2 separate regions of the Homo sapiens genome follow, and region 1 is linked to region 2. Evidence: chromatin contacts called from ENCODE POLR2A ChIA-PET data. All regions are on one chromosome and are shown on one strand. The core of a region is the stretch at or near the end of the contact, and the rest is flanking DNA. Distances in the headings are between cores, read along the strand shown.

Region 1 (3,565 bases), core at 586-3,085, 42 kb after region 2:
CTAGAAAATATTTGCCACTCATTAGAATTATAGCTCTCATCATCAAAACTGGCTGACATTTAAAATAATTTTATTTACTTACAAGCCAAGATTTTATAGCCTCAGTATTTTTCTCCAAAAAACATAATTTTATGAAATTAAGTACATAAATTTATGAAATTAAATGCATATTTAGTTTTTATAATCTTAAACTATAAATGTGAAATATGTTGGCTTTAAGTTTTTAAATCAGACTGCTTTGGTAAAGTAAAGCCGAGAAAGTTCTATATTATATAGCCAGCTCACTCTTCTCTACTTTTAAAGATCAGAAAACAAAGAAATGCTTTCAAGCTCTTTAGCTCTCATGAACAATTTAAATTTAATCTGTGCAACGAAAAACAACTTCCTTCAACACCAATCAAAAAATGATGTATTTTTACCGAATTATCTTCTCAGAAGGCTCTAAAGCTCCAGGTATGTGACACCCACCACACCACTACTCTTTCTCCAAAGCTTAATAGGAACCATTAGGGAACTGTCCCTTAAACCAGGCGCATCATACAATGGTTAGCAAAAAAGAGGTAGATAACTGCAACATATCCTTCCCTTTTTTGAGTAGGAATGTATCCCTTAAATGAGGAAGAAAAAGGCAAAAAGAAATCAAAGATCCTGCAAGGTGATGCTGTGTCCAGGTGGCATGCCCTTTTATTCCAAATGGCATGCAGGTCTCAAATCCCATGGCCCACCCCTGAGGATACGGTGAGAGACCTGGGCCCAGGCTTGCTTTCAGTCTTTCACTACCCAGCAGCCGGTGATCCTTTCAAAACCTAATCAGATCACACTCCCGCTCAGAGTGAAAGCCCATATCCTTACAGAGGGCTATGAGGCTTTGCAAGATCTGAGCTCTGACCTCCATGCTGGATCCTCTTCCCTGCTGACTCCACTCAAGCCACGGAGGCCCACCAGTCCTCAAACACATGAGGCATGCCCGAGCTTTGATGTCTGTGGTGCTCTCTGCCTAGAAGACTCTTCTGCAAATGTCTGTCTGGCTTATCCCCTCAATCCCTCATCTTCTTCAGGTTTGAATCCTCCCTATCTTCCTTCCCTGCTTTATTTTCCTCTTTATCACTTCCACCACCTAACATACTTACATATCTTCCTTATTGTCTATCGCCCCCACTAGAATGTAAGCTCCATGAGTTCACCAACTCTTGTCTGTTGTTGCTCACTGCAATATCCCCAGTGCCTAGAGTGGCATCTGACATATCCTTGGCACTCAATAAGCATCTACTGAATGAAAGAGGCACTGTGAAACCATGCCCCAGAGGTAAGCAAAATCAGGCCAGTCCTTACTAAGTAGAGTTGCTATATAAAATATAACCACGGCATGGGATATACTCATACTAAAAAATAACTTTTTGTTTATCTGCAATTCCAATTTAACTGGGCCTCCCGTACTTCTATTTGCCAGGTCCGGCAATCCTACTCCTAACTCCAGTGAGAGAATGGGCAAATCCAGACCACTCTGGTCAGCTGGGAGAGGCAGAGGTCCAAGGACACAGCCAGAAGACCCAGTGAAGAACCATTTCCTCTCCTCTGGCCTTTGTCATTGAGGATCCATGGTGGTCTGGGTTCTGCCAGCTTTAGATAGAAAAACAAGCCAGTGCAGTCCGAGAAAGCTACCAGGCAGAGCATTCATCTCCACCTGCTCTACTCTCAAATAAAGAACACCTTCTCTGCCTAAATCCCCATTTGGCTTGGTCTCAGCAAAGCCCAGCTGCTCATGTCCCCTCCCACCCTGTGCTGTGACTGTGGACACCTGGGAGACAAGTAACTATGCCCTGCTCCGTCACACACCTGTCAGGAGCCCAGGGCCTTGGCTCCCCTCCACCTCCAAGGCAGAAGATTGCATGGCTGAGTTGCTGAGCTCTATCTGGGGCTACAGGTTTGCAGAGTAGGATGCTGCTCTCGTGATTTGTATGTTACCAGCATGCCATCTTACGCTACGTGCAAGAGACAAATGTATGTTGGAAAAAAAAACTAAGTTAGTAAATTATGACATACCCACCCTAGCTACTGAAAATCAAAGTTCCTGGATCTAGGTTCTGAATAGTCATGGATTGTCAGAGATATGCTCACGATGTTATTCCCAGGTTTTCCATCTCCTGGACCCTCCAACATGGGAGATCCCTGAGGTTTCTAACCTCTAGATACCAAGATCCACAGACCAAACCTCCAAAGACCAAGATCTGTAAGTTCCCGGAACCTAAAGTCATGTGGGCCATAGGACCAGGACGGTAGGGGATGAGGGAATATCACCTGGCATAGGAATAAGAATTGAGCCAAAAGTGAAGGCACAGGAAGGAAGATTATATATCCTGGTTTGCCTAAGGTTTATTTCTGTTTTCCTGGTGTCATTGTTAACATTGCCCCCATTTATTCTCTGAAGTGTCGTAGTCTGAACATTAAATGATATGGTCATTATAGGCACCAGCCAAACTGGGAACAACCTCTGTGCCCTGGAACCCAGGACCTGTGGGACAGGAGGAAAGAGCCATGCAGGAGCAGCTGCAACCAAGCTGGGCCAACTCGCCCTCAGAACTGGAACCGGGAAAAGGGCATCTCTGGGCAGCAGCTTCCAATCTGAAAACTGAGGAGGCTGGGCTGATCTCTCCAGATCCCTCCAGCTCTGTGTCTAAGAGAGCAGCTGGGAAGTTACTTGTCCTACTCTCCTACCCCCACTTACCCAGAGCACATGCAGGCCCACACGTTCCCCACGGCTCCCAGGCACAGGCCACCAGGAGCCCGGGCCCTGGCTCAGAAACATCCTCACATTAGGGTGTCAAATGACTGAAGAGTCAGTCTTTGATCTGACACAGAGAGAGGGCAGGGCTTGCTGCATCTGGCAGGTCATGCCTACCATCTCTGGGTTTTCTCCAGTCTTCTCCACACTCATGCTGACCCCAAGAGAGCAAGCTGGAGCAGATTTCAAAAGGGAGCTGATTCTCCAGGATCCCCTCACCCTGCACTTCTCAAGCGATAGGAGCTACAGTTAACATGGGTGGCTAAAGCCTTGCAACTGAAACTCCAAACGGAGCTCAGCAACACTCCCAGGGAGGCTGGGAAGAAGGAGATCACACATGGAGCGTAGGCCAGCTTTGACTTAAGGAAAGGGAAGGAGGAACTAGGATCCTGGGCTGACCCATTAACTCACCCTAGGGGGCCACAGAAAGGAACATGCCAAGACATCAGCACCCCTGGAACTTGCAAGAAAATCATCTGCTTCCATCAACACACCACCAGGAGACAAATACTTCAGCACACTTAGTAAACATACGTGAATTCAGACTCCCCTGCTCCTGCATCTGTAAGGTTTCATATGACATGGAAGATGCTTACTCAAGACAATGACTCTTAATGCTTCCAATGGATTCTATCCTAGCCTTTCTTCCTTTCTGTCCTTTCCCTCTGTCTCCTAGACAAGCTTATCCACTTCCAGGGTCTCAACTCCAAACCCTGTGATGATGTTTTCCAAACTGTTCTCAAATCCAGAATGCTGAATTGCCCAGTGCCTGCTGGCGCCCTC
Region 2 (3,914 bases), core at 1,376-3,875:
ACCTTTTGCTTGTTTTTTCCCTTTAAAAAACTGGCTCGTTTTTCCCTTTAAATAGGAATTACAATGTGAATGTGCATGTGCATGTGCATGTGCGTGTGCGTGCATGTGTGTGTGTGTGATTGCAAATATAACTGACACAAAATATAATTTATATATAATTAGTGTATATACATATATTTATACATATTATATACACGTTAACCAGGCTAACAGATTTTTTTAAAGGATGAGCACGTTCTAGATTTTGTTTATTAAGACCACGTGAGCAGCAGGCACTCAAGAACAAAGGGGCTGGGCTGTGTCGTGTGGGGAGGCTGCAGTCTCCCAGACAAGAGGAGGTCCTGAGAGCCTGGGCACCACTCCCTGCCTGCTTCTAAAAAGGAGGGTCTCTGCAGCCAGATGTAACATGAAGCTACCCTTCAGGAGCTGGTAGGAGAGGCCAAGACTCAAGCTGCCTAAAGAGGTAGCCAGGTTTGGGTTGAGTCTTCCTTAAGGCCTAGGACTCCTTAAGTCTTCCTACTTCTGGGCCCCTTGCTCATCACAACACTGTCCACTGGGATGCCCCCCACTGCCAGCCTTTGTGGATCTTCGTAGGTCAGGTATCCTCTGACCTCACCTGCCAGGTGAGGCATGGTCTTGCCCACTCCCCAAGATGCTGTCTTCCTTTGTTTATTTGGTCTTTGAAACCTCAATCACCTCATGGCTCTCTGAATTCTCTCCTCTTAGCAAGGCTAAGCTCCTCTATTTCCCAATGGCTCGGGGGCTTTCCCACAGCCCCAGGGGTCCTTTGTCTGATGCCCTTCTGGCCTCTGTGTCCATGCACCTGTTCTCCCTCTATCTCTCCACTCCCAAGGCCCAGCTCAGGAAAATCACCTCATCAAACCTCTCTGACCTTCTCAGAAATGTCCCTGCCCTGCTCTATGGACAGCTATGAACTCCTACCCTACCCAACCCATACATGTAAATGTCTTGTGCTGGGTGTTATGGAGAAATAAAGATGGCCTCAACAGCCCCTTGATGCCAACACCCAGGTATTCCTGTCTCAAGAATTATACAAGAGTAAAGCACCAGATACAGTCTTCAGGATACAGCAACTGCTCAATTGCTCAATCTTATAAACACCTGACTGAGTTCACTGGGCCTACTCTCTACAACTGGACAGTAAAAGGCTAGCAGAAGCACACACCATGTATTCCTGCTTCTCCACCTTTCATGCTAACAGTGGAGAGCTCAATAAATACATGGATAAAGGAAGAAAAATGTTTAGCCAGAGGATCAGTATGAGCATTATCAATGTTCCAAGTCAGCAAGAATAAAAAACAAATTCAAGGTCCTTTCCTTCAGTTTGGATTTTACTTCTAAAGGCAAACATTAGGGTAAGCAATGTTTTCTGCATTAGTCTCAGTTGACACTAACTGGTCAGGAGAAACCAGTTGCTCCGAGGCATACTTCAGGGTCCTGGGTGAGCATGGGATATGTCAAGGCCACCTGGGTTGGGAGAGTTTAAGGGATGCTTACACAGAGGGAGGGAGACGTTTGGTAGGCAAGGTCATTTGTTCATTCATTCTCTCACGTATGTTTTGAACAATTGCCTTGGGCCAGCCACCACGGAAAGCTCTGAGAATTCAATGGTATGGTAAATATGAGTCTCTGTCATGCACCTTCTTTAGGGTCTACTGGGTCAAAATCCGCTGGATAAAAATCCTGCCTGCTGCACTTCCGTCTTGGGGAGTTTCTCTGGATCAGAGCCTCTGCTTCCACCACCACTACCTCAATCAGCAATAACAAACCGATGGCTCTTAAGGGCGAGGGGGCTAAAACCACAGAAAAGGAGATGGAAAGAGGAAGCAGGAAATTTTCTTTCCGATATTTAAAAATCCTCACAAAACAGTGAATCTATGCTTCATAAACATTATCATCTGCAGAAATATACACAACAGAATTTAACTAATTTATTTAAACTCCAACTTGTCCCCAAAACAGGCAGGTTTCAAGAAATACGGGGTAAAAAAAAAAAAAATTCAGGACAAAAGAGTCAGGAGTAAGGCTATACAGAAAAAAAAAAAAATGCAAATCAATAAGAAACAAGGACTCCATGCTGACGCCAGTTAAGGAAAAGTGAGTTAGGAAACCATTCGCTTAGATTTTTTGGTTAATAGGTACCATTTAAAAAAAAAAAAAATCACTCAGTTAAAAAAAAAAAAAACCCACACTCCCAAGGGCTATGCATATTGCCTGACTTCAGTTTTGTGAAAACAAAAGCTGTATCTTTAAGAAATTCAACTCAAACATCAGCTTTTGAAACCAAGGTTCAGCAAACAAGAGCCAATAAAAATGCTGTAACTTGAAACCAACCCACACAGCACAAAAAGAAAGGAGAGAGGTCTGCCCGGGTCGCCCTCAACACACCCTTCTAACTTGGTTCTAGAACAGCAGTGCCCAGTTTGCAAGACAAGAAGCTAATTGACTCGAATGTCTGCTGCATAAGCTATAAAATAAGTACATAAAGAACAATATGAACATACAGCGCCATCAGTTACATAAAAAGGCCTGACTGTCCGACGCCACACTGTGCACCGAACAAGCACAGCAATTGTTTCAGCGGGCTGCACGGAGGAAGAATGAATAATTAGCGTCCTTGTGAATCAAGTCTCCACCAGGAAGAGAGCTCCATCCTGCAGCAGTGGCACGGCAGCACCCTCAGCCCGCCAGAGTCAAGCTGGGGTTTTTAAACGTCTTTATTGACAATCAGGATGCAGGCAAACATATTCTTCAGCCAAGTAAACCGACAACTAGCTCCACTGTGGTCACTGCTCATTGGCTGGAACACCCGCTTCTTGTCTAAAGTCTCACCAACTGCTACTTTCCATTACCAGGAAATGTCATTTTCCCTCACTTGTTTATTTTTGCATTGGCTAGGAATACAACAACTTCTGCTAAAGGTGGAGGGGCTGTGACAAAAGCATCCATTTGAGCTGTCCTGGCACAACAGGCACAACACAAGAAGTCCCTAAACGTTTCTTTCCAGAGAGTATGAGTAGAGGGAAGCAAGGAGTAAGTATCTTTGATTCTAGGATTTTTCTCCTTCTCCCATATCACCAGTGTCAAAAGATGTCTCACTTCCTCCTGCAAATGTGATAATAGGAGAGCAGGATGTGTGGACTGTCACTAGGACAAAAACCCACTGAAAAACCACTGGAAGTGTCTGATGCGTTTGACAGTCTGCAAAACAGGCAACATAAAGCAAAGGAATGACCATAGGACCTAGAATCAGTAGATGGGATTCAAATGTCTGCTGTCTCTCAAGAGCTGTATCATTTTTAGCAAGTCATTAACTTATCTGGGTCTTACTTTTCCTACTTGTAAAATAGGGATACTAAGTGTTCTCATCCACACCAACACACCCACCCCAAGCCTAGGGTTGTTGACAGAATGAAATGAGATTATACACAGGAACTTCCTTTGATATGAATATGATTCTATAACTTCATCTATTTGAAAACTCAGAAAATGCTGGGCACAATCCCAGTATCTCATGAATATTTACTATTTGCTTAGCACTGAGAAAGCCCCTAGGAGATGCAGAGAATTAAAAGGTACAGTTCCTGACTATGAAGAACTCATGGACTAGTAAAGTCAGGATATGTAAGTTCAGGGCTAACAAAAACTCAGGCATAGTCCACTGCTGATAATTACTCTCAATGCTTTTCCCTCATCTCACTTAATTCTTCACTACTCAGGAAAATCCACTGAGTTCTATCCAGAAGGCTTACAGCCCTAAAAACAATAACAACAGAATTGATAAGTGGCATCTCTCCAGCACCCAGAGGTATTCTTGGAGACAGAGAGTTGAGAGGAATTCCCTATTGCCCTTGAGTTACTCTATGAATTCAAACCATGGGAGTACAAGAGCC

What was found. ChIA-PET counts read pairs that join two places held with the same protein, here RNA polymerase II (POLR2A).
Region 1: POLR2A ChIA-PET joins it to region 2 with 11 read pairs in PC-3. The contact joins two enhancer-like sites. POLR2A ChIA-PET finds 5 or more read pairs at or near these places in 12 of 52 experiments (A549, AG04450, BJ and 8 more).

The regions. Positions count from the first base shown.
Region 1 is chr11:12,784,346-12,787,910 of GRCh38, reverse strand. The region is part of intron 3 of TEAD1 (TEA domain transcription factor 1); the gene reads right to left. Among named protein-coding and RNA genes, the nearest start is that of TEAD1, 110 kb to the right of the region's middle. RefSeq lists an enhancer at 1-233. Within about 2 kb of position 1,835, at least 3 of the 41 ENCODE cell types and tissues checked have a DNase peak (open chromatin) inside an H3K27ac peak, as active enhancers do.
Region 2 is chr11:12,826,947-12,830,860 of GRCh38, reverse strand. The region is part of intron 3 of TEAD1 (TEA domain transcription factor 1); the gene reads right to left. It overlaps LOC107984313 (a long non-coding RNA gene), which reads left to right. Exons shown (of 2, transcript XR_001748136.3): 1 at 1-3,054. Among named protein-coding and RNA genes, the nearest start is that of TEAD1-AS1, 94 kb to the left of the region's middle. RefSeq lists an enhancer at 1,902-2,540. Within about 2 kb of position 2,625, at least 22 of the 41 ENCODE cell types and tissues checked have a DNase peak (open chromatin) inside an H3K27ac peak, as active enhancers do.